Linked DNA regions of Homo sapiens: regions 1 and 2 are each linked to region 3. Evidence: read pairs that join two places in POLR2A ChIA-PET (ENCODE). Cell type or tissue: MCF 10A. All regions are shown on one strand. Each heading gives the region's core, and the rest is flanking DNA. Links, peaks and the distances in the headings are about the cores only.

What was found. Peaks named below come from ENCODE experiments on the same cell type or tissue, not always from the same donor. Only the 100,000 strongest peaks of a DNase experiment are listed, where the experiment ranks them.
Region 1: POLR2A ChIA-PET joins it to region 3 with 6 read pairs; 19 of 35 experiments call an interaction of 5 or more read pairs at or near these places.
Region 2: POLR2A ChIA-PET joins it to region 3 with 5 read pairs; 10 of 35 experiments call an interaction of 5 or more read pairs at or near these places.

Annotation. Positions count from the first base shown.
Region 1 is chr11:57,722,366-57,732,956 of GRCh38, forward strand. The region is part of intron 1 of TMX2 (thioredoxin related transmembrane protein 2); the gene reads left to right. The region is part of intron 1 of TMX2-CTNND1 (TMX2-CTNND1 readthrough (NMD candidate)); the gene reads left to right. Among named protein-coding and RNA genes, the nearest start is that of SELENOH, 14 kb to the right of the region's middle. RefSeq lists enhancers at 2,622-3,123, 3,124-3,623. In MCF 10A, for the core only: no CTCF peak of the experiment used is centred there; no DNase peak of the experiment used is centred there.
Region 2 is chr11:57,801,664-57,812,374 of GRCh38, forward strand. It overlaps CTNND1 (catenin delta 1), which reads left to right. Exons shown (of 21, transcript NM_001085458.2): 7 at 70-533; 8 at 1,958-2,141; 9 at 3,000-3,117; 10 at 4,219-4,372; 11 at 4,798-4,815; 12 at 5,252-5,320; 13 at 6,502-6,629; 14 at 6,727-6,877; 15 at 7,611-7,803; 16 at 8,446-8,560; 17 at 9,736-9,823. It overlaps TMX2-CTNND1 (TMX2-CTNND1 readthrough (NMD candidate)), which reads left to right. Exons shown (of 21, transcript NR_037646.1): 8 at 70-533; 9 at 1,958-2,141; 10 at 3,000-3,117; 11 at 4,219-4,372; 12 at 4,798-4,815; 13 at 5,252-5,320; 14 at 6,502-6,629; 15 at 6,727-6,877; 16 at 7,611-7,803; 17 at 8,446-8,560; 18 at 9,736-9,823. Among named protein-coding and RNA genes, the nearest start is that of CTNND1, 45 kb to the left of the region's middle. In MCF 10A, for the core only: no CTCF peak of the experiment used is centred there; no DNase peak of the experiment used is centred there.
Region 3 is chr11:57,652,441-57,663,151 of GRCh38, forward strand. CLP1 (cleavage factor polyribonucleotide kinase subunit 1) reads left to right here and starts at 5,322. Exons shown (of 3, transcript NM_006831.3): 1 at 5,322-5,420; 2 at 7,015-7,642; 3 at 8,325-9,425. The coding sequence starts at 7,037. The coding sequence ends at 8,996. It overlaps MIR130AHG (MIR130A host gene), which reads left to right. Exons shown (of 2, transcript NR_186232.1): 2 at 1-461. RefSeq lists an enhancer at 4,796-4,965 and a silencer at 10,501-10,570. In MCF 10A, for the core only: no CTCF peak of the experiment used is centred there; a DNase peak (open chromatin) is centred at 5,181.

The DNA of each region.
Region 1 (10,591 bases), core at 1-5,000, 67 kb after region 3:
TGTGAGTCACTGCACCCGGCCCTCTTTCTCTTTTGAAAAGGCCTTGAAAGATGGCTCTCTCCTTCACCTTTTGTTGTGTCCTGTAACTTTTACTAATTATCTAAAGTAAGGGAGAAAAATTGTTTTTGAAAACAGGCAAATAAAGTATCTTTTGAACATGGCTTTTATTCTGCATGCCTGTTATATCTGTATCTTTATATGTGTCATATAGAAGTGATACTTTACTGCCAAACTACATGAAAGAGCTCTAATCAAGTAATTTAAAAAATGTAAGTGCTTATCACATTGGTAAAAGCTAGCTCAGATGCCTTTTAATTTACATAACCTTGGTAAAACTCTCCAGTGATTTAAAAATCTTAAAGTCATGTTTAAACCCTCAAGTTTTTTTTTCCCCCACTGGAAATTTGGGTTACTAGAAGTTAAGATAGTAGAAACATAAAATATGCTTTTATTAAAATTTTATTGGCTGGGGTGCAGTGGCACAAGCCTATAATCCCAGCACTTTGGGAGGCTGAGACGGGTGGATCACCTGAACTCAGGAGTTCGGGACCAGCCTGGTCAACGTGGCAAAACCCCATCTGTACAAAAATACAAAATTAGCTGGGCGTGGTGGCGTGTTCCTGTAATCACAGCTACTTGGGAGGCTGAGGCAGGAGAATCCCTTGAACCCGGAAAGCAGAGGTTGCAGTGAGCTGAGATTGTGCCAATGCACTCCACCCTGGAGGATAGAGCAAGACTCCGTCTCAAAGAAAATAAATAAATAAATAAACACACGGATGTCAACTCTCAAAAAAATGTAAGTTTCTTTTTTGTTAAGAAACTAAGTGGCTTGGGCTGGGTACAGTGGCTCACGCCTGTAATCCCAGCACTTTGGGAGGCCAGGGCGGATGGATCACCTGAGGTCAGGAGTTCGAGACCAGCCTGACCAATGTGATGAAACCCCATCTCTACTAACAATACAAAAAAAATTAGCTGGGTATGGTGGTATGCACCTGTAATCCCAGCTACTTGGGAGGCTGAGACGGGAGAATTGCTTGAACCCGGGAGGCGGAGGTTGCAGTGAGCCGGGATTGTGCCATTGCACTCCAGCCTGGGCAACAAGAGCAAAACTCCGTCTCAAAAAAAAAAATTCATCGCAAAAAAAAAAAAAGAAAGAAAGAAACTAAGTGGCTCACGCCTGTAATCCCAGCACTTTGGGAGACTGAGGCAGGCGGATCACAAGGTCAGGAGTTCGAGACCAGCCTGGCCAACATGGTGAAACCCTGTCCTACTAAAAAAAATACAAAAATTAGCCGGGCATGGTGGCGAGTGCCTGTAATCCCAGCTACTCGGGAGGCTGAGATGGGAGAATTGCTTGAACCCAGCAGGCGGAGGTTGCATTGAGCTGTGATCACACCACTGCACTCCAGCCTGGGTGACAGAGCAAGACTCTGTCTCAAAAATAATAATAATAATAATAATAATAATAATAAGCTAAGAGTTGCTTTATAATGAAGAAAATTATACAGATAAAACTAAATGGATTTTTTTTTTTTAAAAAGGAAAACAAAACAAGCCAGGGCAACAAAACTCTGAGCCCTATGGTTACCAAGAAAATAGTCAATATAGGGGAAGGGCAAAACCAAGTAACTATTTAAAACCAAAGGGTGTAATGTAAAGGAATTGTTCCATTTTGTAGATTGGTATCATTCAGCTTCTTTTTTTAAAAAAAACTTTAGTGGATTGTGAAAATAACTGCTTTAAGGACAAAATTCTTAATTTTAAATGCTACAGAATTTAAGAGCTTGTTTGAATTAATGCAGGACCCAGAACTCATTACTGAACAGTCACTGAGTATATATGATCCAAACGCAAAGGGGGTTTATTCTTGAAAAAGCAATCAGCCTAGTGGGCCAGATAATGCCATTATAAGGTCTCTTTGCCCTGAGAAGGGAACTGCCCAACTCTCCCTTTAAAATACCAAGTGAAGTACCCCAGATGAAGCAGTTAGTATGTTTCATATACAAGCCATGTTGCACTAGCTTTATGATAACTGGGATATCCTCCCACCAAATATGTCTATTACCCAGGTCATGGTAAATTTGGAGGTTAAGAGGGCCCGTTTTACATGGGTGCCCTCCTACAGAATCATAGGTCTGTTTAAGAAGCCTTACCAAATATCCTGTCCCTCATAGGTCTTACAGATGCAACCCCATGCTGGGAACGCAAACCCTTTGTACCAGAAAAGGTAAAATGGTCTGGGGATTAAAAAAAAAAAAAAAGGCTTCCTGGGACCAGAACATAAAAACATACAGGTTAATAGAACTGTAAAATGTAAGATGTTTAAACAAGCTTTATCTAAGGTAGTTGTAACCCCTTTTACCTAAATGTCTTATGAAAATGGGTACTATAAGGCTGGGCATGGTGGCTCACACCTGTAATCCCAGCACTTTGGGAGGCTGAGGCGGGTGGATCACAAGGTCAAGAGTTCAAGATTAGCCTGGCCAAGGTGGTGAAACCGTGTCTCTACTAAAAATACAAAAATTAGCTGGGTGCGGTGGCAGGCGCCTGTAATCCCAGCTACTCGGGAGGCTGGGGCAGGAGAATCACTTTGAACTCGGGTGGCAGAGGTTGCAGTGAGCCAAGATCGTGCCACTGCACTCCAGCCTGGGCAACAGAGTGAGACTGTGTCTCAAAAAAAAAAAAAAAAAGAAAGAAAAGAAAAGAAAATGGGTTCTACATCTAATTGGGGGATGTTTTCCCCTTTCTAGTACTGTAAAACTGAAGATGTAAATCTGCTCATGTAAATCCTCCATTGCATAGCCTTTTGTGTGGAGCATTTATCGGGGCTGATGGCAAAAACTAAGCCCTGACTTTTTAAGTGCAGATTAAGCCATTATTTATCTCTCCCTGTTTTACTTCCAAGGAAACCGAAATCATGGTATTCTGAAGACTAGAAACATGAATCTCCCTCATTTGGTATCCCACTGACCCTGGATCTGTTTCACTGCTAATGCTCTGCTGCTAAAACTATACAAGCTGCCTCCCTTTGGGCCAGGGCACATGAGGTTATAAGGGCTGGTTTTGAGGGATAAAATTAGGTCAAGATTGGCTGGTCGAGGTGGCTCACGCTTGTAATCCCACCACTTTGGGAGACCGAGGCGGGTGGATCACTTGTGGTCAGGAGTTTGAGACCAGCCTGGCTAACAGAATGAAACCCTGTCTCTACTAAAAATACAAAAATTAGCCAGGTGTGGTGGCACATACCTGTAATCCCAGCTACTTGGGAGGCTGAGGCAGGAGAATCGCTTGAACCCAGGAGGTGGAGGTTGCAGTGAACTGAGATTGTGCCACTGCACTCCAGCCTGGGCGACAGAGTGAGACTCTTATCTCGAAGAAAAAAAAAAGGTCAAGATTAAACCCTCCAAATCAAGAAGGGGGTACTAAAAATGCCCAAACAGCTGGTAAAACAAAATTGGTTGCCTTCTAAACTATTATGTGTTACTTCTGCATCCACCCCAACCATAAAAATTTTCTGCTTACTATAAAATTAAGGAAAAATATTTACTAACATTATAAAGTACCATGGAACAAAGCCTCCTGGGTATAATACTCCAAATTATAAGTCGTGAAGATAAATATATCTACAGATACAGATATGTATATATACATATTTTAAATTATTTCTCAGAATGATGCTTATGTTTTGTATAGCTAATTGCTATAAGTCTGTAACAGAAACCAAGCTTACAGTAGCTCCACATAAAAGTTAAAAATAAGTCAGTCTGCCGGGCGTGGTGGTTCACTCCTGTAATCCTAGCACTTTGGTAGGCTGGGGTGGGCGGATTTCCTGAGGTCAGGAGTTCGAGACCACCCTGGGCAACATGGTGAAACCCCATCTCTACTAAAATACAAAAAATCAGCCAGGCGTGGTGGCATGCGCCTGTAGTCCCAGCTACTCAGGAGGCTGAGGTAGGAGAATTGCTTGAACCCGGGAGGCGGAGGTTGCAGTGAGCCGAGATCACGCCACTGCACTCTGGCCTGGGCGACAGAGCCAGACTCCATCTCCATAAAAGATAAGATTAAAAAAAAAACAAGTCAGTCTTGTAACTTTGTTTTTTGGGTTTATTGTTGGCTTTTTTTTTTACTTAATAATTTTAAGAAGTAATGAATGCCTGTCCACATCCATTCCTATATGGCCTAAAACAATTGACTATAAGTCTTTTGACTCTTAAGGCCCTCAGCCATAGGGAGTCCTGCCAAGGAAAAAACACTGTAGAATTATATGACTTCTCCTGTGACAAAACCTTTTCTCCCAAATACCAGTATATGGTGCAATACAAAAGTTGTGGGAAAAATAGGTTTCTACTTTTAATAAGTCTGTAACAATTTAAACACCAAGGACCAGGCATTTCTCCCATTTAATTTATATCCTCCCTCAGGATGCTATACCTATGGAGATAAATTGGCGGAAAGAGAGATTAAATTTATTACATTCTAATTTAATGTTGGTATCACAATTTTCAAATAAGATTTATCACAGGGTTCAAATAACCCTTATTAAGGAGTACAAACACACTGTAAGTCTATTCAAAGAATAGATGATGCATGCAGGGTTTTTCCTGGCTGATTGGGTTGTTTACTGCCCTCAGATTCTACCTATAACCCTGAGTGCCCAAATCTTCACTGTCTTTATGATATTTGTTATTATATTAGCATTAGGCATTTCTTGTAAATATTATGCCAGATACAGCAAAAGGCAAAGGCACAGTTAAAGACCCGGATCATAATAGCTCAGAAAATAGATCTGATCCGGGATTTTTTTTTAGACTAAGCCTGACTCCATTTCACCCCTTAAACAATTGGCTATTACATCAGGTCAGACCATGTCCTCCCCCCATTATCCAAATCGCTAATATTTAAAACTATTACCATCAAATCAAAGGACTCTAGAAACAAGCCTTCCTAGTCCTGTGGGACCCTGCCAGATAGCCAAATCAGACAACTCTAGGAATGAGGTTTCCTAGCACGTTGGGACCTGCTGGTGTTTGTTGGTCTACACATACATTCTATGGAATGCTTTTTGGCCAAGAGAGGGGACTGAGGACTAAGCTATGATTTTTTTTATCTTGCCCAAATTCCTTTCTAAGGGGTCTGGGTAATCATGCCCTAAAAACCATAAATTCTCATCAGATGGGTTTTATTTAACCCTGGATATCTATTGTGACTTACTTTCCTATCTGACTCTGGCATAACAAGGAAGAAACTAAAAATGTTTTACCCCAAAATCTGTTTCCTTCCCATACCTTGAAATTGCCCTACAAAGTCTCTTCTGGGAAAAATCCACATTCTGTAGAGAATCCCCTCTCCCCTTTGTTTTCCTTCCTTCTCAGATCCAGGAAATAATCAACTAAGAGCTAGGCACCCTTTTAAGTCCAATAAGAAACGATTTACAACCTGCTCTCTCTGAAGTCCGCTGAGAGCTTCCTCTGCACAATAAAACTTGGCCTCCTCAATCCTTTATCATAACCTGAACATTCCTTTCTGTGAATCCCAGGTCTTTAGACAAACTCAACCAATTGTCTGCCAGAAAATGTTTAAATTTACCTACAGCCCCGCTTTGAGTTGTCCTGCCTTTCTGAACGAAACCAATGTATTTCTTAAATGTATTTGATTGATGTCTCATGCCTCTCTAAAATATTAAGCTCTACCCAGACCACCTTGGGCACATGTTCTCAGGACCTCCTGAGGGCTGTGTCATGGGCCATGGTCACTCATATTTGGCTCAGAATAAATCTCTGAAAATATTTTACAGAGTTTCACTCTTTTTTTTTTTGAGACGGAGTCTCGCTGTGTCGCCCAGGCTGGAGTGCAGTGGCGCCATCTCGGCTCACTGCAAGCTCCGCCTTCCGGGTTCACGCCATTCTCCTGCCTCAGCCTCCCGAGTAGCTGGGACTACAGGCGCCCGCCACCATGCCTGGCTAATTTTTTATATTTTTAGTAGAGATGGGGTTTCACTGTGAGTTTGACTCTTTTTGGCAACAGTAATATGGCTCCCAACGTTGGCCTCAGAGAAGACTCAGAACCCCAAAGGAGTTGCCCGAGACTGGAGGTAAGGTACCAGCAGGGGCCCATTGAAGCCCCACTGAGTTCGAGCTTCTCCTTCGGTGGAACTGTTAAGTCGTCCTGAGCCCCGGACCTCCCTTCAAGGGCTGATGGTTCTTGATTTTTTCTGAGCTGGTTTTTTGCTAGGAAGTTGTTGTTTAAGGATCCTGATTGTAGTTTGGGTATGCATTCTGAAGGGAATTCTCTATTGCTTTTTCTCCTAAAATTTATCTTGATTCGGTTCATCTGTGTCCATTTGTGTGAGGAACTGAACTGTTGCTTTCATAGAGACTGAGTTTTTCAGCTCTGAAGAGAAAGGGTGTTTGCTCTTCCCAGCTGAAAGGTGCCCCTGGGTGACTGGGGGCTTTGTGGGAGTGTCCAGGGGTTGACCCCCAAGACGTACAGCGGCCCTAAAGGGAAATCCCTTTAGGGATTAATCCCCAAAAACAATTAATTTAAAAAATGGCTCATCCAGGAAACACACATGAGGGCTGATCACCCAGCGTTTTGAGCCCTCTCAGAGGTCACAGACCTCTGGAGAGAGACACTTAAGAGGGCAGAAACGACTCAGTGGTGACACTGTGGAGTCCTGCCTGCAAGCAGCACGCATCAATCCACCACACATCAATCCACCACACAAGAACCCTAGGCTACAGCTCAGCTCCTCTAAGGAGAAAAAAAAAAGGCGAGAAACAAATCTAAGACTAAGGAGAAAATGAGGAGAATGTCCCCTTTTCGGGTCCTTCATAGGTTTTATGGCACCTCTACTTGCCAGAATTGATATAAAATGGAAGTAATATGGTCTTTGTGCACATTTGCATTAAGAAAAAAGAGTCCTAAGGTCAAACTGAAAACTATAGAGTTCTAGGTTCTGTTTTTTTTTCTGCCTGCTTTAGATCGGCTGTTACTTTTCGACTGAGATAAAAACCACTGTTCTCTGTTTTTTTGCAAGTCGGTGAAGTTGTATTTGTCTCATGGCAAAAGTATTGAATTAATAGCTATGGGAACTGTGTGTGTGTGTATTTAAAGGCCTTTATAATAGACTTATATAATTTTACGTTCAATTGGCAATTGAAACCCTTTTAATTTCCCTCTAGCACACCAGACTTTCTCTTCTTACCTTATGATGTAAATTTTGCTATCTGATTTTCACCTGAGTTGCCTTTAATATGCAAATTTAAGGCTGTTTAGCTGACAGCTGCCTAGGGTAGGATTTTTAAAAAACGGAACAAAAAGGAGGTTGTTATGAGTCTATGCCATGTGCTTCTATCGGCATACCTAATAAGTCTATATATTTATGTGTGTGTATACAATATTTTCACTACTGAAAATATATAAAGAGCTCTAATTAATTGGCTTAAAAATATATAAAAGCGGGTAGGGCGCAGTGGCTCACGCCTGTAATCCCAGCACTTTTGGGAGGCCGAGACAGGTTGGATCACAAGGTCAAGAGTTTGAGACCAGCCTGGCCAACATGGTGAAACCCCGTCTCTACTAAAAATACAAAAATTAGCCAGGCATGGTGGCATGCACTGTAGTCCCAGCTACTAAGACTGAGGCAGGAGTATCGCTTGAACCCGGGAGATGGAGGTTGTGGTGAGCCAGGATCACACCACTGCACTCCAGCCTGGGCAACAGAGCAAGACTCCGTTTCCCCCCACAAAAAAAAATAATTATATATATATATATGCATGTGGTGGCCATGGTGCCTCACGCCTGTAATCCCAGTAACTTTGGGAGGCCGAGGTGGGTGGATCACCTGATGTCAGGAGTTCGAGACCAGCCTGGCCAACATGGTGAAACCCCTTCTCTACTAAAAATACAAAAATTAGCCAGCCATGGTGGTGGGCGCCTATAATCCCAGGTACTTGGGAGGCTGAGGCAGGAGAATCGCTTGAACCTGGGAGGTGGAGGTTGCAGTGAGCCGAGATCACACCATTGCACTCCAGGCTGGGCAACAAGAGTGAAACTGTCTTTAAAAAAAAAAAAAAAAAAAAAAAAAAAAGGCCAGGCATGGTGGCTCATGCCTGTAATCCCAGCACTTTGGGAGGCCGAGGCGGGCAGATCATCTGAGGTCAGGAGTTCAAGATCAGCCTGGCCAACATGGCAAAACTCCGTCTCTACTAAAAATACAAAAATTAGCCAGGCATTGGTGGTGGGCGCCTGTAATCCCAACTACTCGGGAGGCTGACACAGGAGAATCGCTTGAACCCAGGAGGCGGAGGTTGCAGTGAGCCGAGATCGTACCATTGCACTCCAGCCTGGGCAACGAGTGAAACTGCGTCTCAAAGAAAAACAAAAAACCAAGAACCTTGTAGAGTGAATTTTTGCCCTCAAATAAAATAACTGGGTTGCTTGAGAGAGAGAGACATTTAGGGTAAAACAGCCTAACCATTGTGAATGATCTATGTAAGTCATAATACGGTTAGTAAGAAGGAATTTTTAAAGGGGTTGTATAATTCGGTTGGCTATGATTAAAGAAAATCATATCTTTCTAGAGATTAGTCTTTAATATTTAAAAAATGCACTAACACAAAACTTAGTTAAAACAAGATTTTATTACAAATATTGAGTTATTTTTAATTCAATAAATTTTTAAATTCTGTAATGTGTTTCCTTTAACATTCTTCAGATTGATATCTTAAAAGTGCCACTCTTTCCGTTTTTTGTTTTTTGTTTTTTTTTTTTTTTTTTTTTTTTTTTTGAGATCCAGTTTCACTCTCGCTCAGGCTGGAGTGGAGTGGTGCAATTTCCACTCACTGCAACATCTGCCTCCCTGGTTCAAGCGATTCTCCTGCCTCAGCTTCCCGAGTAGCTGGGATTACAAGCATGCGCCACTGCACCCAGCTAATTTTTGTATTTTTAGTAGAGACGGAGTTTTGCCATGTTGGCCAGGCTGGTCTTGAACTCCTGACATCAGGTGATCTGCCCGCCTCAGCCTCCCAAAGTGCTGGGATTGCAAGGGTGAGACACCGCACCCAGCCTTTTTTTTTTTTTTTTTTTTTTTTGAGACCAAAAAAATTAAATCAATGTATTTGATGTCTTATGCTTCCCTAAAATATATAAAATCAAGCTGTAGAGCACCTTGGGCACATATTCTCAGGACCTCCAGAGGGCTGTGTCACAGGCCATGGTCACTCATACTTGCCTCAGAATAAATCTCTTAAAATATTTTACAGAGTTTGACTCTTTTCGTCAACACTGGCCACTGGACTTCACCCAAAAATAAGGCCTCCAAGTGGTGGAGACCAAGAAGCTCCCACTTGGTCACAAGTCGAGCTTCCAAGGACATAAGATGAGAAGGAAACCTCATCTGGTTTTTATTTTGGGGACCCACAGCACAATTTGTATGTCATTCTGATAAGAATTTTAAAACTCACCCACCAGTCTGGAGGGCCAGCTTGACCAATAGGCTTACAGGGGCTTTATTCTGATGTTGTACTTTATGGTACCCTACTCTATGACAAAATAACACAGGAAGATATAACAAGAGAAAAAGACTATTTTGGGGAGAAAAAGAATCAGACAATGTGAATATTCATACCAAAAACATATCAAAGTTGCTACACCTAAGACTAATCATACAAATGTTCTTTTCCCATTAATCTTAAATTTGGAAAGGAAAAGGAGACCAAAAGTGGTTTTTGTCTCTTTATTCATGTGTCTTTTTCTTTTTACTAGTGTTTCCGTGTGCGTTGATAAATTTTTCCTTTTCTCATGTCAATCTGCCTTTTGTCAGCTCATTTTCAGCAAAACTTTAGAAGGTGGAGGGGAGGCTACCTTTGTGCCTATAAGCAACATCTGTGCTCAGATGAAGGCGCATCATCCAGAATTTTTGTACTTTTTCCAGCCCCCAAAATGAGTCATTACCTTTACCAGAACCCACTCCCTTATTTTTTTCCTCTTTCCTTTTCCTGCTTCCTCTTTTTCCCAAACTGTATAATCAATTAGCTCAAATGTAGCCTTGCTATTTCAGAGGATCTTTCATTTGATATTTGATGCCACTTCAATGAAAATGGGACCCCAAAATATAAGTGGATAGTAATAAAGATTTTTAATAAGTATAGGAGACCTTTTATAAAGTTCATTTACCTGTATACTCTTATCTAATATGCAAAATGCTGGAAGTTTTATATTCTTACTCTGATAGAATTTTTAAAAAATGCTTAGGGTTAATAGCCAATTTTTGTTTTTCTGGAAAATTCATGGTTCACCTATTTACCTTGCTGATTGGGACTAGGTTCTCAGAGCTTCTAGATAGCTAAACACAGGAAGGTTCCTGGAACATATCCTTTTGGGTTTTTATGGAACTTCATTACATAGGTGTGACTAATTAAATCATTGGCCATTGGTGATCAGCTGAACTTTCAGCCTGGTGGGGGGTGGGGTGGGGCTGAAAGTCCTAACCTGCTAATCATGCGGTGTCCTTAGGCCATATGGTCCTTGTGGGAGCATCATAGAGTGTACTTACACAAACTTAGATGGCCTACTACACACCTAGGCTTTA
Region 2 (10,711 bases), core at 2,857-7,856, 150 kb after region 3:
AATGGGAATGTCCAGGAAGCTAGCCATAATGACTTGATGTATTCTCTTGGTTCTTCCAAAACTTCTCAGGAGCTATGAAGACATGATTGGTGAGGAGGTGCCATCGGATCAATACTACTGGGCTCCTTTGGCCCAGCATGAGCGAGGAAGTTTAGCAAGCTTGGATAGCCTGCGCAAAGGAGGGCCTCCACCTCCTAATTGGAGACAGCCAGAGCTGCCAGAGGTGATCGCCATGCTTGGATTCCGCTTGGATGCTGTCAAGTCCAATGCAGCTGCATACCTGCAACACTTATGCTACCGCAATGACAAGGTGAAGACTGACGTGCGGAAGCTCAAGGGCATCCCAGTACTGGTGGGATTGTTAGACCATCCCAAAAAGGAAGTGCACCTTGGAGCCTGTGGAGCTCTCAAGAATATCTCTTTTGGACGTGACCAGGATAACAAGATTGCCATAAAAAACTGTGATGGTGTGCCTGCCCTTGTGCGATTGCTTCGAAAGGCTCGTGATATGGACCTTACTGAAGTTATTACCGGTGAGTTCTAGGCCTAAGGAAAATTGCTAAGTCAGTGTTACTCTCTAGTGATGTTGAGAACTAGAGGGATTTCCAGACCTTTTACTTTTGATGAAAGGTTGTGAACTGGTGGCTGTGGGTCAAATCCATCTCACAGATTTGTTTGGATCACACAGCATTATTGAAATTTTAAAGAACTGGTTGCTGATGTTTAAAATTCAGAAGATTTCACTTAAAATTCCAGATTCTTGGCTTCTATTAAAAACGTGGAAGAGTTGTTAACAATGGATCTCTTTTCTTCCTTAGCAGTATTTGGTCTGAACTGATTGGAGCATGTGCTCTCTAATTTACACTAATCTCCAACACATTCTATTATCTGACCAACTACAGCTGTTTAGGAAGTTGTTTCCCAAACATGGAGCTGTCAACTGCTATTTTTTCACATGCTTGTAATTTCTTTTAATTATCTTCCTCTCTTGACTCACCGGCTTGACCCATATAGACATTTAAGCTTGTGGTTCTTGCTTTATTTAGAGCAGTAGTTTTTCAGATTGTGGGTTGTGATCTATTTGTGTGATCCGTTAGTGAATAAAACAAAATTTTGTGGAGCATAATCAGCATTCCAAGGGAAAGGAATAAAGAAAAAGTAGTATAGACCATTGTTTCTCAGTTGTGGGCCATTTTGCCTGCCCTGCCCTGAGGACATTTGGACATTTGCAGTGTTGGAGATATTTTTGGTTGTTATAACTTGGAACAGGGGAGAGGGAGTGCTACTGGCATCTAGTGAGTAAAGGCCAGGGGTACTGGTAAACATCCAACAATAGACAAGACAGCTCCTCATAACAAAGAATCATCTGGCCGAAAATGTCAGTGGTGCTGAGGTTGAAAAACTCTGGTATAGACAGATCGGAGAGCATTGAGCATTGCTTATAGTTTTGTTTGTTTTTTTTGAGATGGAGTCTCGCTCTGTCACCCAGGCTGGAGTGCAGTGGCACAATCTCAGCTCACCGCAAGCTCCGCCTCATGGGTTCACGCCATTCTCCTGCCTCAGCCTCCCAAGTAGCTGGGACTACAGGTGCCCGCCACCACGCCCGGCTAATTTTTTGTATTTTTAGTGTTAGCCAGGATGGTCTTGATCTCCCAACCTTGTGATCCGCCCGCCTTGGCCTCCCAAATTGCTGGGATTACAGGCGTGAGCCACCACACCCAGCCTGAGCGTTGCTTATAGTTAAACATTGTTTGTTTCATGATCTGTATGTTTATTTTGAGCTATAATGTAGAATATGTTTCTTGGTGAGGGTCGCAAACAAAGCTTGAATATTACTATAAGGTATTTGGTCACTGGGGAAGACTGAGAAGTGATACGATAGGGGGATTCTCTTTGACGTTCTTCAGACATATTGTCTTGAATGCTCAAGAGCCATCTGATGAATTGTCTCTTCCAGGAACCCTGTGGAATCTTTCATCCCATGACTCAATCAAAATGGAGATTGTGGACCATGCACTGCATGCCTTGACAGATGAAGTGATCATTCCTCATTCTGGTTGGGAGCGGGAACCTAATGAAGACTGTAAGCCACGCCACATTGAGTGGGAATCGGTGCTCACCAACACAGCTGGCTGCCTTAGGTAACAGTAGGGACTTTGAGAATATGAAGATGAATTTTTGAGGACTGACTTAAATTTCCTAAAAAAAAAAAAAAATTAAAATTCTTTAGCCTATTCTTTAGCCTCCATTCCTATCTGTATTGCATACTGTAACTCCAACCTTTCTATCTTTGTTGCTATTCTCTCATGTATACCACATGTACCTATATCAGTTTTCTTGCTGTTCCCCACACATCCTCTTCACTTTTATGCCTCTTTGACTTTGTTCATCTACTTTGGTAAGCTTTTGTTCAGCATCTACCACATGTAAGGTGGTCTAGTCCTGGACTTGTGTGTGTCTATGTCCTTGCCCTAGTTATTTGTATTTCAAGTCAGGCTGTGATAAATTCAGCAAAAGGGGTACAGAGTACTAGGAGGTTAGGGCATGGGTGAGGAAGGTCTGTTCTTTCTGTGATGCCTTTCTCTTCTTATTTATCTTTTTGTGGTTAAACTCAAGTGCCTTTATTTTATTAAAGTTTTCCTGAATTCTTTTTATATCCTATAAATGCTGCTATATAATCTTTCTCTCTTTGGAATACACCTCTGTGTGCTGTGTTCCATTCTACATATGTATTATATACTTCCATACGAGAAGTATATATTCCATCTTGAATTACTGCATCTGGTACATATCATTAATCCCTACCCCACAGTGATATAAACATTCAGAAGGCAGGGACTGTTAATCAACTTTCTCTCAACTGCAGTACCTTGCTTATAATAGGTATTTACTATTACAGTGAGTAGAAAAACATATTCAGGAATCTTGTAGGTGTTGAGGGATATTTAAGGGAGGATTTCTGGATTTGAGTCATCTTGAAGCTTCTGGTTTCCCCTCAGGAATGTAAGCTCAGAGAGGAGTGAAGCTCGCCGGAAACTTCGGGAATGTGATGGTTTAGTTGATGCCCTCATTTTCATTGTTCAGGCTGAGATTGGGCAGAAGGATTCAGACAGCAAGGTAAGTGCTGTCTTACCTTTAATGGCTGAGTGAATTTCATTCACCACAACTATGAAGTATCTGTAGGTCAGAGACCTATCATCTCAGGCTTTCAAGTAACATTAAATATTTATACTGTCCCCTACCCCTTATTTTTGAGACAGAGTCTTGCTCTGTTGCCCAGCCTGGGGTGCAGTGATGTGATCTCAGCTCACTGCAACTTCTGCTTCCTGGGTTCAAGCGATTCTCATGCCTCAGCCTCCCAAGTAGATGGGATTACAGGCGTGTGCCACCACACCCAGCTAATTTTTGTATTTTTAGTAGAGACGGGGTTTCACCATGTTGGCCTGGCTGGTCTCAAACTCTTGACCTCACGTGATCCCCCTGCCTCAGCCTCCCAAAGCATTGGGATTACAGGCGTGAGCCACTGTGCCCAGCCAAGCCCTTACTCCTTAAAGTGGGTATTCAACTTAAAACATGTTTTTTGTTTGTTTGTTTGTTTTTTTGAGATGGAGTCTGGCTCTGTCCCAGGCTGGAGTACAGTCCCGTGATCTCGGCTCATTGCGACCTCTCCCTCCTGGGTTCAAGCAATTCTCTGCCTCATCTCCTGAGTAGCTGGGATTACAGGCACCTGCCACCATGCCCGGCTAATTTTTGTGTTTTAGTAGAGACAGGGTTTCACCAGGTTGGTCAGGCTGGTTTTGAACTCCCGACCTCAGGTGATCCACCCGCCTCGGCCTCCCAAAGTGCTGGGATTACAGGTGTGAGCCACTGTGCCCGGCTTTTTTTTCTTTTTTTTTTAAATCTGTCACCTATGTATTTTAAAGCTGCTTAGCTGTCTTCCAAAATTGTACATTGTCTAAGTAGTAAGAATGATGATCCAATTTCAGTCACACACCAAATAGTGGCAGAAGCCAATAAGTCCATAGTTGGACCTTCCATTAGCCTGAGGCTACCGGGATTTCAAGAAGCCTGGAGCACTTAAGAGGCATCCTGAGAAGTTATGGATTGGGTTATGCATTTGAAGATCAACATTTTAATACCTGAGTCATGGAAACCTGTACTTGTGGAGAAATCACAATAGACATTCTTTTTTCTCATTGGCCCTTTTATGTCCCTAAGCTTGTAGAGAACTGTGTTTGCCTTCTTCGGAACTTATCATATCAAGTTCACCGGGAGATCCCACAGGCAGAGCGTTACCAAGAGGCAGCTCCCAATGTTGCCAACAATACTGGGCCACATGCTGCCAGTTGCTTTGGGGCCAAGAAGGGCAAAGGTGAGTCTTGGTTCCTGTTTCTTAGTCTTTAATGTGGGATAGGGAAAGGAAGGAACACTTTAGCTTAAGGTACAAAATACTTGGCAACAGTATGGGAGTCTGCCTGGTTATGGATGTCTTTTTGGTTTGCTGCTTTCCCTGTGTTGTGTGCTTCATTCAAGGTGTGGTGATGGGATGGTGGTTGTGATGTGTTGGTGGTGGTGGTGGTGGTGGTGGTGGTGGTATCAATGAGTGGGGCAGTGGAAAATGAGAACTCAACTAATCTGGGACCTTCTTCCCCATACGTCCTTTGCATTTTCTGTGTTTTTCTTTTCTTCTCTGTGCTTCCCTGCTTATTTGCCCATGATTCTGCTGACATCTTTCTCCTGCATTTTTCTTATTTCATTTCTCTTCTCTGCTTTCTACCTTGGGTGATGCACTGGAAGATGAGTGGTTCTCCAGAGGTGAGTGGAGTCTTTTAAGGTGCTTATCTACTTCTAATTTGCATGTTTTGATTTTAGCTTCCCTAGTATGTCCTTGCCTAACCTTTCCCTGTCTATGCATGTAGGAAAGTTCAGTTGAGGAAGACACTGAAACAAGTTTAGCTCTTTGGAGCTAATAGCTCACGGCATGCTGTTTCTGGGCAGCAGTCCCCATTATCAGAACTCAGGACAATAGCATCAACAGTGGTCATCCTCATCTTACCTATCTGCTGCCTGTTTTCTATCCTTGTTTCTGAATAGTCCCCTGCTGGAACAAGTTGCCCTCACCTGCCCCTTTTCCCCTCGTGGTGCATCTGTGATCAAAAGGTTCTGACTGAAGGATGAAAAATGTGCCAGGTGGAATCTTTTCTTTTTTAAACTGGCTTACCCCTTTTCCCGCCCTTTTTCATTTTTGTAGGGAAAAAACCTATAGAGGATCCAGCAAACGATACAGTGGATTTCCCTAAAAGAACGAGTCCAGCTCGAGGTAAGTTATCTTCTCAGTCTCCAAAGGTCTCATAAACATAGTACAAAGATAAGATATTTAGTAACCTAACAGCAGACTTTATGTAATACGTTTATTGTCCTCTCTTTTCCAACTTACAGATTTGAAATGATTGTGAAAGTATTGGGAAGCTGCATAGTATTATAGCAGTAACTTAAAAAGGACTGCTTGTTAAGGCAGTTATTCAGGTTACTTGAGGATAGAATAAGGTCCTGATGGTAGTATAGAGCAGAAATTTAGGAACCATAAATGGCCACTGTAGTGCCTGAGACTTAAACCTCACTATTAAAAGAGGCTTCTTTACCAAGAAAGATACTTTTTAGGCTGGGCACAGTGGCTCATGCCTGCAATCCCAGCACTTTGGGAGGCCGAGGCGGGCAGATCACCTGAGATCAGGAGTTTGAGACCAGCCTGGCCAACATGGTGAAACCCTGTCTCTACTAAAAATGCAAAAATTAGCTGGGCATGATGGTGGGTGCCTGTAATCCCAGCTACTCTGGAGGCTGAGGCAGGAGAATTGCTTGAATCTGGGAAGCGGAGGTTGCAGTGAGCCAAGATCGCGCCACTGCACTCCAGCCTGGGCGACAGATAGAAACTCCGTCTCAAAAAAAAAAAAAAAAAAAAAAAAAAGAAAAGATACTTTTTGTACTTTACTAAAAGAAATTTGGATCTTTATATTCATCAATACAGTGAGTCCAAAGTTCACAGCTCTCCATGGATATAAAAATTGTAAACGTTTAATCTATAATGGACCCTTGTAGTAATCGCAGAGGTGGGAAGAATGACTGGGTTAAGTTAGAAATAATTGATTTGAGATGAGGAATTTTTAACCTTGAGTGCTGTCAATGAGCTAAATGGAGCCCCTGAGCGCTCATGGTAGAACCAAAGGCAAAGCTATGGGAGAGGAGGCAAGAAGGAAGGAAAGAGAGGAGTTGAGTATAATGAGTTGATATTTGTTCTACTCTTACCATGGATTCATTATTCTTAAGACATGGAATTTGGCCTCTAAGTTTGCTGTAGAGAGTGTGAGAGAGTTTAGGGAACCTGATGGTATAGAAGCATAAATCCATCAACTGAGAGTACTAAGGCTGGACTCCAGCCAGCTAGAGCCTGGTTTATTGGTACTGATTAGCACCCTCTGCTTCTATTTCTCTTTTGTGCAGGCTATGAGCTCTTATTTCAGCCAGAGGTGGTTCGGATATACATCTCACTTCTTAAGGAGAGCAAGACTCCTGCCATCCTAGAAGCCTCAGCTGGAGCTATCCAGAACTTGTGTGCTGGGCGCTGGACGGTACCTTTTAGAAAAGGGATTTGGAGATGGGAAAACTTAGATAACTAGTTTGCTGCCATTTGTAATTTGTTCCACCCCTTTCTATTTGCTATTCTAGTATGGTCGATACATCCGCTCTGCTCTGCGTCAAGAGAAGGCTCTTTCTGCCATAGCTGACCTCCTGACTAATGAACATGAACGGGTGGTGAAAGCTGCATCTGGAGCACTGAGAAACCTGGCTGTGGATGCTCGCAACAAAGAATTAATTGGTGAGGAGTTGAATGCTAACTGTTACCTCAAAATTTAGTACAGTGTTTGTAGTCCAGCAGGTGCCTAATAATTTATTGAATTTATTGAAATGACTGAAGGGAAGGACCCTCCCCCGCTTCATAGTTTATGAATGCGAGAGTTGGTAAGGGTTTTAGTTTAATGGTTCTTGGAAAGAAAACAAGTGACAACTCTTCAAAAATAAAATAATAATTGCTATTATTTATTGAGCACTTACTTTGTTACTAAGCGTTGTTAAACACTTCTGTGTTTCCATTTAATCCTCACCACTTTACAAAGGTCCATTTTTTTAAATAGGATAAGGAAATAACTCATGGAAGTTAAGTAAATTGCCCAGAGTTAATGTAGCTAGTTAGTAGCAGAACCCAGTTATTTATTTATATTTTAAATTCATAATAACTCTTCTATTAAATTATTATAATATTCAAGATATTTTCATTAGAGTATCTGAAAGGACTGTGTAGCTTATTTAATATACAGTATTTACACTTTCAATGTGGTTGAAGTAGAAAAGAAATAAAGGAATAGGTAGGACAGTAAATCCATGGCTATTTCAGGTCCTTAGCCCTTTTGATATGATAATCCTATAGGATAATGAAGTTGATTCATGTGGACAGCACCTACACTTGATATGATTAATGCAGTTAAGTATAATGTAAGGCTCTTCATGACCTGACTTGATCTTTTCTCCCTGCATACATTCTTTCTTACTAGGTAAACATGCTATTCCTAACTTGGTAAAGAATCTGCCAGGAGGACAGCAGAACTCCTCTTGGAATTTCTCTGAGGACACTGTCATCTCTATTTTGAACACTATCAACGAGGTTATCGCTGAGAACTTGGAGGCTGCCAAAAAGCTTCGAGAGACACAGGGTATTGAGAAGCTGGTGTTGATCAACAAATCAGGGTGAGCTTACCACCTAAAATTACAGTCAAAAGAATTTGAGTGAGTGGAGAGTTGTTTTCCTCTTTTGGTTACTAAGAAAGGAAATTTCCCCTTATTTACGTGTAATGTGTGAAGAGCTATTGCTCTATTATCTGTCTTAATGTTGATCCATAAATTGATAATAGATTCATGTCAAACTTTTCTTGTGTCGCTATTTGGGATAGAATACAGGATTTGGTAAAAATTTGATTTAACCCATTTTGGCATTTATATTCTTTTTTGTTTGTTTGAGGCAGAGTCTCGCTCTGTCACCCAGGCTGGAGTGCAGTGGCGCAGTCTCTGCAACCTCCACCTCCCGGGTTCAAGTGATTCTCCTGGCTCAGCCTCCTGAGTAGCTGGGACTACAGGTGCGTGCCACCATGCCCAGCTAATTTTTTGTACTTTTAGTGGAGATGGGGTTTCACCGTGTTAGCCAAGATGGTCTCCATCTCCTGACCTCAGGTGATCCACCTGCCTCAGCCTCCCAAAGTGCTGGGATTACAGGCAGGAGCCACTGTGCCCTGCCCCTGGCATTTATATTCTTATGTTATTAGAGGATATAGGGTCTAAGCTTTTTTCCTGATTTTATATCCAAATTCCGTATGGTGTTACTTTCCTCCAAAGGAACCGCTCAGAAAAAGAAGTTCGAGCAGCAGCACTTGTATTACAGACAATCTGGGGATATAAGGAACTGCGGAAGCCACTGGAAAAAGAAGGATGGAAGAAATCAGACTTTCAGGTATAGTAACTTTTGAGACCAAGACTTTTACTTTTTTTTTCTTGGTCCCAGGATAATGCTTCTGTTTTCTTTCGTTTCTTCCATTTCACCATCATGCTAAACCTATTTTTTTTTTCTTTTTCGGAGACAGAGTCTCACTCTGTTGCCCAGGCTAGAGTGAAGTGGCGCAATCTCGGCTCACTGCAACCTCTGCCTCCCGGGTTCAAGTGATTCTTGTGCCTCAGCCTCCCCAGTAGCTGGGACTACAGGCACATGCCACCATGCCCAGCTAATTTTTTATATTTTTAGCAGAGATGAGGTTTCACCATGTTGGCCAGGTTAATCTTGAACTCTGAGCTTAGGCAACCTGCCTCGGCCTCCCAAAGTGCTAGGATTACAGGCATGAGCCATCACACCTGGCCTCATGTTAAATCTATTTTTGACCCATATTTCTTAATTAGGAATTATTTGGCCAGGTGTGGTGGCTCACACCTGTAATTCCAACACTTTGGGAGGCTGAGGCAGGTGGATTGCCTGAGCCTAGGAGTGTGAGACCAGCCTGGGAAACATGGCGAAACCCATCTCTACCAAAAATAAAAATAAAAGTAGCCAGGCGTGGTGTTGTTTGCCAGTAGTCCGAGCAACTCAGGAGGCTGAGGTGGGAGGATTGCTTGAGCCCAGGAGGTAGAGGTTGCAGTGAGCCGACATCACACTGCTGCACTCCAGCCTGGGCAACATAGCTAAACCCTGTCTCAAAAAAAAAAGAAAAAAAAAAAGATTTGGTTTACTCCTCAAAAGGATGATGTGTCTACAATTCATTTGTTGCCGACACAGCTCAGGTATCCCTCTATGTCATAACATACTTTAGGTGCAGGTGATGATGAAGGATGATGGCCTTTTTGACTTTTGCCCAAATCTACCGTAGCCCTTTGAGGGAATTTTTACTATTCTCTGAAACTGTATTTTCTTCTGATAGTGTCAATATTTGGATCCTTTGTAATCTCCTGTTCTGGAACACAAATAGAAGCCATAATATCCTAGTTTGTCTCACTGTCTAGGGTATTTATTCAACTCTTATAAGTTGCTTTTTCATGATTCTATTTGGGAATAGGAACCTAGAGGTTTATGCCCATTAGAGCATAAGATAGGGTGAATTCAGTATTCTGTCACATTGTCGCATTTGTGTTTGCCTCTAGGTGAATCTAAACAATGCTTCCCGAAGCCAGAGCAGTCATTCATATGATGATAGTACTCTCCCTCTCATTGACCGGAACCAAAAATCAGGTGCAGTATCCAGAAGGCACACCCTCTCCTTTTAGCCACTCTTGCTGTTCTAGGTGGCTTACTAAGAAATAGGATATATATTATTTCTGAATTAGCTAGCCTTTTGTGGGAGGGGAATAATTTTCCACTCCAGGATCCTAACGCAGAAATGGGTAGGTCTTAAGCATTAGAAATCAAAACAAAACAGGTAATTAGCCTGAATGTGATTCCTTTATCATTGCTTGTGAACTTAAAACACTGGAAAGTGAACTCTAGTCTGTTTTGTCTATTTTTTCTCCTTTTAAATTTCCATTTAATACTTAATATTGTAATAGTTACTATTTTAAAATTACAAAATATAAACAATCAGAAAAATAACAAAAAATCACTTGTTTCTTTTATCCAGAGAAAACCACTTGTATCTTTTAAAACATTTTTATCATGTGAGTAAACACATTTTTCCTCTGAGATGAATTATATATTTTGTTTTGTAAATTTTTTCTTTTTCACATAAAGTGTATATTGTGACCATTATTATCTTAATCACACTTGGCTTTTTCCTTGATTATTGGTTCTTAAAGTGTGGTCTGAGAGTCCCAAGATTGTTACAATTTGTACTGATGGCACAGAAAGCAGTGATGCTTCTTGCTGGTGGCTTAGCACAAACCAGGGCAGTGACATAAAGCTGAATGAGTCATTGTAGTCTTCATTGCCACTCACATAGGTAAAAGCAGAGAGCCATTTTCACTTAACTGGAGAAGAAAAAACATCAGGCCAGGTGTGGTAGCTCATGCCTGTAATCCTAGCACTTTGGGAGGCTGAGGCGGGCAGATCACCTGAGGTCAGGAGTTCAAGATCAGCCTGGCCAACATGGTGAAACCCCGTCTCTACTAAAAATACAAAAATTAG
Region 3 (10,711 bases), core at 2,526-7,525:
TGAGCCGATCGCGCCAGCCTGGTGACAGAGCGAGACTCTGTTTCAAAAAAAAAAAAAGCATTCTTGGCTGGGTGAGGTGGCTCACACCTTGTAATCCCAGCACTTTGGGAGGCCGAGGTAGGCGAATCACCTGAGGTTGGGAGTTCGAGACCAGCCTGGACAACGTGGTGAAACCCCCCTCTCTACTAAAAATACAAAAAATTAGCCAGGTGTGATGGCGTATGCCTGTAATCACAGCTACTTGGGAGGCTGAGGCAGAAGAATCGCTTGAACCCAGGAGGCGGAGGTTGCAGTGAGCCAAGATGGGACCACTGCACTCTAGCCTGGGCAACAAAGAGAGACTCCGTCTCAAAAAAAAAAACAAAACCAAAAAAACAAAAGTGAAACCAAAACAGCATTCTCAATGTATGACCCCCAAAACCCAGGGAGGATTTATTATTAAATTCTGATATCTCAAGAGACACATGCCAAATTTTTGTCTTATGAAGACATTACATCTTTTGTTGCTATTTTTCTAGCAGCTTCCAGTTAAATTTCATTTGACTCAGAATTCATTTCTCATGGGGTGCTGTCCTGTGCATGTTACTAAAGTATGTGAACACAGAACATATCCCCTAAGACAAAAACCCTGATTTCTAACAGAGTCTAGCATTTAGCAAATGAAGTACGACAAAGATAGGGACTTCTAGAAAGCAGTGCTTGGGGGTGGTTTGTTTTTCTTCTCACACGTAAAGAGGGAAAAAAAAGTTAAGGCAGAGAAATGTGGGTAATGGGAGACATTGCTAGTTGAGCATGAAAATAAAAAGGGATTCTAAATATTTAATCAGGGAAGATTCTGGGGTTTAAAGTAAATTCTGAAAAGACAATGTGGGTGTCTTGAGGGATAGTACTAGAGATTTGGAATTGAGAGAAAAAGCTAGGTAAAGAAAGAAGAGAGAAGTGCTTTTGTTTGGGCAGCAGAAGAGAGGGGAGATAAAAGTAGAACACATGGACACAGGAAGGGGAACATCACGCACTGGGGCCTGTTGAGGGGTGGGGGGAGGGGAGAGGGATAGCATTAGGAGATATACCTAATGCTAAATGACGAGTTAATGGGTGCAGTACACCAATATGGCACATGTATACATATGTAACAAACCTGCACGTTGTGCACCACATGTACCCTAAAACTTAAAGTATAATAATAATAAAATTTAAAAAAAAAAGAAAAAAAAAGATTTTGAAAAGCAATTGTTGAGGAGAACAATGAGAAGTGGGAAAAGGCAAATGATTAGTTTTCAAGGCATGGATCGAAAGTTCTTTTGTTTTGTTTGTTTGTTTGTTTGTTCTTTGAAATGGAATCTCGCTCTGTTTCCCAGGCTGGAGTGCAATGCCATGATCGAGAATCACTGCAACCTCCGGCTCCCGGGTTCAAGTGATTCTCCCACCTCAGCTTCCTGAGTAGCTGGGATTACAGGCATGTGCCACCATGCCTGGCTAATTTTTGTATTTTTCGTAGAGACGGGATTTCACCATGTTGGTCATGCCGGTCTCGAACTCCTGATCTCAAGTGATCCACCCACCCTGGCCTCCCAAGGTGCTGGGATTACAGGCGTGAGTCACTGGGCCCAGCTCGGATTCAAAGTTTGGAAGCAGGCCGGACACCTGTAATCCCAGCACTTTGGGAGGCTGAGGCGGGCAGATGACCCTGAGGTCAGGGGTTCAAGACCATCCTGGCTAACATGACAAAACTCCTTCTCTACTAAACATACAAAAATTAGCTGGGCATGGCAGCGGGCGCCTGTAATCTCAGCTACTTGGGAGGCTGAGGCGGGAGAATTGCTTGAACCCGGAAGGCGCAGGCTGCAGTGAGCCGAGATTGCGCCACTTCACTCCAGCCTGGGCAACAAGAACGAAACTATGTCTCAAGAAAAAGAAAGAAAGAGAGAGAGAGAAAGAAAGAAAGAAAGAAAGTTTGGAAGCAAAAAGAAAATGATCAAGGATCTAGCTGGAGAGGAGAAAAAGAACATATGATGACGGTATTGTTTGGAGGTGGGGTGGAGATGGCAGGAGTGCTTGGTGAAAGATTAAAACTGAGAAAAGAGCTGGGCGCCGTGGCTCACGCCTGTAATCCCGACATTTTGGGAGACCGAGGCAGGTGGATCACCTGAGGTTAGGAGTTCGAGACCAGCCTGACCAACATGGTGAAACCCTGTCTCTGCTAAAAATAGAAAAATTAGCTGGGTGTGGCAGTGGAAACCTGTAATCCCAGCTACTCGGGAGGCTGAGGCAGGAGAACCGCTTGAACCCGGGAGATGGAGGTTGCAGTGAGCTGAGATCGCACCACTGCAATCCAGTCTGGGAGACAGAGTAAGACTCCATCTAAAAAAAAAAAAAAAAAAAAAAAAAGTGAGAGAAGAGAGTGTAGTCAAGCACAGATGCTTTAAATGTTGTGTCCTGACTCTTTCTGTATTTTAGAGGCAAAATGGAGAGCAGCCTAAAGGAAAGGAGGGGTTCTTTTCCCTAAGTTCAGCTTGAGATGGTTATACAATATCCAAATAAAAACAACTTTCAGGTAACTGGGAGAAACTGCCTCAAGGGAGATAGTAGAGGCGAAGATACAGATCTCGGAGATAGATTGCATGGAAAAAGGCGAGGATAAGCCCACTCAGGGAGAAAATTTGCAAATGGAAGACTGGAACTGAATTTTTAAAGAAGAGTGGAAGATTAGGGGACACACAATAGTTAATTGAAAAACTAATGCATAGGCCGGGCGTGGTGGCTCACGCCTGTGTTCTCAGCACTTTGGGAGGCGGAGATGGGCAGATCACTTGAGGTCAGAAGTTTGAGGTCAGCCTGACCAACATGGTGAAAACCCCATCTCTACTAAAAATACAAAAATTACCTGGGCGTGGTGACACACGCCTGTAATCCAAGCTACTTGGGAGGCTGAGGCAGGAGAATCACTTGAACCCAGGAGGCAGAGGTTGCAGTGAGCTGAAATTGCACCACTTCACTCCAGCCTGGGCAACAGAGCAAAACCTCATCTCAAAAAAAAAAAAAAAAAAAAAAAAGCTAATGCATATATGTTCAATGAATGAAATAATTAAAGCAAACCATCAAAGAAAAACTCAGAAGTGATAAGTGAGGATGGCACTGCTTGGGGAGTGCTGCTAAGTAGGGCCAGCAGGAGAAAATCTTTCTGGCGAACCAGAAAATCTTCCCAGTCTCCTCAATATGAATTAACTACGTGAGCCGGACTGAAAAAAGTACTCACCTGTAAAGTGGAGATGACAATTATAGTACCTACTGCATAGGATTCTGGCTACGATTAAATGAATTTACACCTGAAAAGTCCATAGACCAGTATCTGGCATATAACAGTATATAAATGTGGTTTTTTGTTTTTTGTTTTTGTTTTTTTGAGACAGAGTCTCGCGCTGTCGCCCAGGCTGGAGTGCAGTGGCAGGATCTCAGCTCACTGCAAGCTCCGCCTCCCGGGGTCAGGCCATTCTCCTGCCTCAGCCTCCCTAGTAGCTGGGACTACAGGCGCCTGCCACCACGCCCAGCTAATTTTTTTGTATTTTTAGTCGAGACGGGGTTTCACTATGTTAGCCAGGATGGTCTCGATCTCCTGACCTCGTGATCCACCCACCTCGGCCTCCCAAAGTGCTGGGATTACAGGCGTGAGCCACCACGCCCTGCCTTAAATGTGATTTTTTTTGTGAGACAGAGTCTCACTCTGTTGCCTAGGCTGGTGTGCAGTGGCGTGATCTCAGTTCACTGCAACCTCCGCCTCCCCGGTTCAAGCGATTCTCCTGCCTCAGCCTCCCAAGTAGCCGGGATTACAGGCGCCCGCCACCACGCCTAGCTAATTTTTGTATTTTTAGTATAGATGGGGTTTCACCATGTTGGTCAGGCTGGTCTCGAACTCCTGACCTCAGGTGATCCGCCCGTCTCGGCCTCCCAAAGTGCTGAGACTGCAGGCGTGAGCCACCGCGCCTGGCCTAAATGTTTACTATTATTATAACCGGACTCAGAAACTCTGGGTTTGAGTCCTAGCTCTACCAATGGCTGTTAATGTTTGGGCAAACCTCTGCACCTATCTGAGTCTCCTCCCCCATCTGAAATTGGATATAATAAAGCTGTCTTTACAGGGTGGCTGTGAAAGAAGATGCCTGAAAGGGATCTGAAAAATGTTAAGTATTGCACGAATGAATGATATTATAGCCCCTTCCGCCCCAGCCTATAATAAAAACGTAAAAGCTGATATCAGATTTTTTTCTATATTACAGGCATTGTACTTAGTACTTTACAGGCACATTCCTGCAATCGTCAAAACAACTTTAGGAGGTTGGGCACTGTTATTATCCCAACTTTGCAGACAAAAAACGATATCACGCTTGAGCCCAGGAGGTCGAGGCTGCAGTGAGCCATGTTCGCGGCACTGTACTCCAACCTGGGCGAGAGAGTGAGACCCTGTCTCAAAAACAAAAAGAAAAAAAAAAACGATCTCAGAGAGATGAAGCCTGTGATTTGCTCAAAGTCACACAGTAATGTAAGCAGTATAGCAAATAATATAAGATTCCAAAGCCCAAGGTAGTAAAAAGAGGATTATAGACGTGGTGGAACCTGTTGGCTGCGGGGCAAATGACTGACCTGTAACTGTCAGGGATTTATGGAGGGAAATGAGTGCCTAACAAAAATCCTCGTTTAGTGGGAGAGAGGTTGTTGGGTAATGACTGACTTGTAGCTGGAAGAAATCATCGGATTTTTATTCTTTTATTAAAGAAAAAAAATTTGAAATGCCTTCCATGTGCCAAGCACTGTGTCAGGTGGGAGATGACAGCTTGGTGAAACCTCTGTCAGGCTGTCTTCCTCCGCTTTCTCTATCCCTGGGTTTCCCCCTGCCTAAAAAGGATTTTGTGCTTCGTGGCTTGTCCAGGCAAGCAGGCCGTCGCGGGACCTAGACCGAGACAGTGAGTCTCTCTTTCTCCCGGGCCTCCCTTCTGTTTCCTGGGCTGCAGGGGAGCAGGAAATCTGGGGCGAGATTCCCGCCGCGGACGCGCACTGCCGAAGCCTGGTCCCTCGACCTGTCCCTGCCCAGCGCGGGGGCGCAACCGCCACGCCTCCTCACCCCTCCCTCCGGCTGCACGAATAATGACAACAGCCGCCCCTCCCACCTTTGGCGTCACGTTCAAAACAATCCTTTGACTACAACTCCCAGAAGGCCGAGCGGCTTAGCGAGTGCACCCGCTCTCGGCTGCTCCGGCAAACTACACATCCCAAAGGGCAGCGCGCGACCGCGTGTCCTTTCACAGCGCAAGTGCGGAACTGCGTTTGTTTCCGGCGTGGGTCCGGGCAAGAACCGCTTGTAGTTTGGTTTAAATTCTGCACGGGAGGACCTTCTGAGTTTACCTGTTGGGCTCCTGGCTGCGCAGGTGAGTTAAAAAAAGGGCAGGAACACAACTGTCACCTCCTTGGGGTCTGGGGACATTTTGGTGTCTGGGGAGATTTTGGTGTCTTGGGGAGATTTTGGTGTCTGGGAAGGTTGGGACAAATGCTGGAGCTAGAGCTGCAGTCCAGGATCAGAAATAATTCATATCGTTTCCTTGCCGTTTTCTAGTTTACGAAGTGCTTTTTTTTCCTCCCACAATTCCTGTAAACCCCAAGAACAACACTGTATTTGAGGAAGTGTAAGTGCTTCCAGTCGACAGCTTCAAAGGTTCAGAGAAGTTAAGTGATTGTCTAAAGACACTACTAGTAGTTACAGAGACGAGGATTAGGCTGTTTTCTGAGTTCAGACCCGGTGTGCTCTGCTTTGCATCCGTATTTCAGACGCCCTTTCCTGTTGACTAGGATGATTGGGGTCAGGGCATCTGTTACCTTCTCAAGTTTGGAGTTTACCAATAGAGTGATGGAGGGTGATATAATTAAATCTTCTGTCAGTCTGTAGGTATGGTTTTTCTCTGATGTCTGAGACATTAATTCACTCAATGTATTGAGGTGCCTACAGTCTGTCAAGCTGTATTCTAAGCAGTATATAGTATCAAACAAAAATGCCTAAGTCTTACATTTTGGGGTGGAGGAGGCGGGGAAGACACAATATATAGTGAGACCGATGGTGATAAGAAATATGGAGAGAATTAAAGCAAGGTAAGGGGAAACATTCATTGTATGTTTTTATTATTTATTTATTTATTTGTTTATTTTATTTTATTTTTTTTTGAGACAGAGCCTTGGTCTGTCACCCAGGCGGGAGTACAGTGGCATGATCTCGCCTCACTGCAACCCTGCAACCTCCACCTCCTGGGTTCAAGCGATTCTCCTGACTCAGTCTCCTGAGTAGCTGGGACTACAGGCGCCCACCATTATGCCTGGCTAATTTTTGTATTTTTTAGTAAATACTGAGATTTCACCATGTTGGCCAAGCTGGTCTTGAACTCCTGACCTCAGGTGATCCACCCACCTTGGCCTCCCAAAGTGCTGGGATTACAGGCGTGAGCCACCAGGCCTGGCCAATATTTGCATTTTTTCTACAGACGGGGTTTCACCATGTTGCCCAGGCTGGTCTTGTACTTCTGAGCTCAGGGGATCTGCCCAACTCAGCGCCCCAAAGTGCTGAAATTACAGGCCTAAGCCACTGTGCCTGGCCCATTGGATGATTTTTTTTTTTTTTTTTGAGATGGAGTCTTGCTCTGTTGCCCAGGCTAGCATGCAGTGGCACAATCTCGGGTCACTGCAGCCTCTGCCACCTGGGTTCAAGCGATTCTCCTGCCTTGGCCTCCCAAAGAGCTGGGATTACAGGCACCCTCCACCATGCCCGGCTAATTTTTTTTTTGTATGTTTAGTAGAGACAGGGTTTCACCATGTTGGCCAGGCTAGTCTTGAACTCCTGACCTCAAGTGATCCAGCCACCTCGGCTTCCCAAAGTGCTGGGATTACAGGCGTGAGCCACCATGCCTGGCCCCATTGGATGTTTTTGTAACAGAAGACTGACTTATAATTAGATCTGATATTTAATTTGTGTTCTAGGCACAGCAGCTACACAGAAGAGATGGGAGAAGAGGCTAATGATGACAAGAAGCCAACCACTAAATTTGAACTAGAGCGAGAAACAGAACTTCGCTTTGAGGTGGAGGCATCTCAGTCAGTTCAGTTGGAGTTGTTGACTGGCATGGCAGAGATCTTTGGCACAGAGCTGACCCGAAACAAGAAATTCACCTTTGATGCTGGTGCCAAGGTGGCTGTTTTCACTTGGCATGGCTGTTCTGTGCAACTGAGCGGCCGCACTGAGGTGGCTTATGTCTCCAAGGACACTCCTATGTTGCTTTACCTCAACACTCACACAGCCTTGGAACAGATGCGGAGGCAAGCGGAAAAGGAAGAAGAGCGAGGTCCCCGAGTGATGGTAGTGGGCCCCACTGATGTGGGCAAGTCTACAGTGTGTCGCCTTCTGCTCAACTACGCAGTGCGTTTGGGCCGCCGTCCCACTTATGTGGAGCTGGATGTGGGCCAGGGTTCTGTGTCCATCCCTGGTACCATGGGGGCCCTCTACATCGAGCGGCCTGCAGATGTCGAAGAGGGTTTCTCTATCCAGGCCCCTCTGGTGTATCATTTTGGTTCCACCACTCCTGGCACTAACATCAAGCTTTATAATAAGGTCAGAGCCAGAGAAAGGTGGGGTGGAGGGAAGGGCTGCTATCAGGGTAGGAAACTGGAGAAGTTTACTAGTTAACACTGCATTTTCTCAGCTGGTATTTCTGCTGCATTACTTTAGAAAGGCAATTCCAAATATGTCAGTCTCAGATTGTTAAACATTTCTGTGGATCTATTCTTAGTAATTTGTTAGATTTTCACTTAGGGCATAAAACAGGAGGCAGAAGCAGCAACATAAAAATTAAATCCATGTTATGGTATCAAAACTACAGCCATTAAAAATGTCATTTTTTCAGGCTGGGTACAGTGGCTCATGCCTGTAATCCCACAACTTGGGAGGCTGAGACGGGTGGATCACCTGAGGTCAGGAGTTGGAGAGCAGCCTGGCCAACATGGTGAAACCTTGTCTCTACTAAAAATACAAAAAGTAGCTGGGCGTGGTGGCTGGTGCCTGTAATCCCAGCTGTTCAGAGACTGAGGCAGGAGAATCACTTGAACGCGGGAGGTGGAGGTTGCAGTGAGCTGAGATCGTGCCACTGCACTCCATCCTGGGCAACAGAGTGAGACTCCATTTCAAAAAAAAAATCATTTTTCTTATATCTAATAGCACTTATTCTAAAGAGGAACAAAGTAGCCATGGGTTTGTCTGGGTGTTTTTGTTCTTACCTTGATCCTCTCTTTTGCAGATTACATCTCGTTTAGCAGATGTGTTCAACCAAAGGTGTGAGGTGAACCGAAGGGCATCTGTGAGTGGCTGTGTCATTAACACCTGTGGCTGGGTCAAGGGCTCTGGTTACCAGGCTCTGGTGCATGCAGCCTCAGCTTTTGAGGTGGATGTCGTTGTTGTTCTGGATCAAGAACGACTGTACAATGAACTGAAACGGGACCTCCCCCACTTTGTACGCACTGTGCTGCTCCCTAAATCTGGGGGTGTGGTGGAGCGCTCCAAGGACTTCCGGCGGGAATGTAGGGATGAGCGTATCCGTGAGTATTTTTATGGATTCCGAGGCTGTTTCTATCCCCATGCCTTCAATGTCAAATTTTCAGATGTGAAAATCTACAAAGTTGGGGCACCCACCATCCCAGACTCCTGTTTACCTTTGGGCATGTCTCAAGAGGATAATCAGCTCAAGCTAGTACCTGTCACTCCTGGGCGAGATATGGTGCACCACCTACTGAGTGTTAGCACTGCCGAGGGTACAGAGGAGAACCTGTCCGAGACAAGTGTAGCTGGCTTCATTGTGGTGACCAGTGTGGACCTGGAGCATCAGGTGTTTACTGTTCTGTCTCCAGCCCCTCGCCCACTGCCTAAGAACTTCCTTCTCATCATGGATATCCGGTTCATGGATCTGAAGTAGAGATCAGCAGGAAGCCTTGCTGCCTGGGACATAGAGATCATCTGGCCACCCCTAGAGGCAGATGGGCTGAGATAAAAGACTGTTGGGGCCACCTGACCAGTAAACTGTGGACTAGTAGAAAGTTCATATTCTACCTCTAAAAACAGGTAGTGGTAACCTGACTCTTCTAATCTTGAACCAAAAGGAAAACCATGAGACTGTAATTGGTTTCTTAGACCACCTAAGATGCCACTTTGAATTCTCTAAGACCCTGGAGAATTGCATTTCTTTCACTGTGCTACTATGTGGTTTTTAAAAAATCAATGCTTTATATTCCATATGTGGTTCTTACCCATTTATCTAGGATGAAAGTGTGAATTAGAGGGACTCCTTCCAATAAAGTTCAAACTTAAAAAAAATCATTTTAATAAATATTTTTGCCATATCATAGAAGTTGGTATAATTTATTTTTTTCCCCTAAGCGTTATAGAAACATAATTGGAATGATTTATTGCTAAAATGCTTGGAGGAGGGGAAAACCAAGAAACCTACCTGTGAGCCACGTCAGGTTTTTTTTTTTGGTGGTGGTGGTGGTTGTTTTTGTAAGAGTCTCACACTGTCACCTGGGCTGGAGTGCAGTGGCGTGATCTTGGCTCACTGCAACCTCTGCCTCCCAGGTTCAAGTGATTCTCCTGCCTCAGCCTCCCAAATAGCTGGGGTTACAGGTGCCCGCCACCACGCCCAGCTAATTTTTTGTATTTCTTTTAGTAGGGACAGGGTTTCACTATGTTGGCCAGGCTGGTCTCAAACTCCTGACCTCATGATCTGCCTGCCTCGGCCTCCCAAAATGCTGGGATTACAGGTGTGAGACACTGTGCCCGGCTGTGAGTTCTTATGATAGTTCACCTTTCCTCTGCGCTTAGGTAAGTAGATGGTAAATCTGCTGTCAGTGCTGGATTTACTGTGGGGAGTTAGAGGCTGGTGATAATCTTGGAATGAGATTTCATATCTAATCATTTTCCAGAGATAGCTCATTTTCCTTCCAGTACAGCTATCCTTGTCTATTTGATTGGAACTAGGCCCTAAGTCAAAGTGTAACTTAAGCTTTCAGGTGGTAAGAAACTGGGAAAGCCCATTCTTTTTGATCTCTTGCAAATGACTGTTTGGTGTCCCTGGTTTGCACTTGGATTACTTAAGTATCTGATGCCATTCATCCATTCCTTCTTTTCATAAATGTTTACTGAGGACTGACTGTTTGTCAGGAGCCACTGTAGATGGGGAACAAGACAGACAAAAGTTTTATGGAGCTTACATTATAGAATAAACAAATTTAAAAAGGCAAGTGCTATGCAGAGACTTAAATTTGGGGGATATGAGACAGAGTGACTGGAGGCTACTTTAGATTGGGTGGTCAGGAAAGGCCCTTCCTGAGCATACATTTTGGGCTAAGACTTGAATGGCTGTGTGAAGTCTGGGGCAAAACCTTCCTGGTGAGAAAAAACTGCAAAACCCTAATAAAGGAACAAGCTTGATGAGTTTGGTGAAGAGAAAAGCCAGTGTGGTTGAAGCTTAGTGAACCAAGAAAGACTGTACAAGATGAGGCTGGAGGGGGCAGCAAAGACCAGATAATGTAGGGCTTTTGTAAACCACGGTGAAGAATGGATTTTTTGGCCCAGGTGCCATGGGTGGTGGCCATGCCTTTAACCCCAGCCACTCAGGAGTCTGAGAATCCCTTG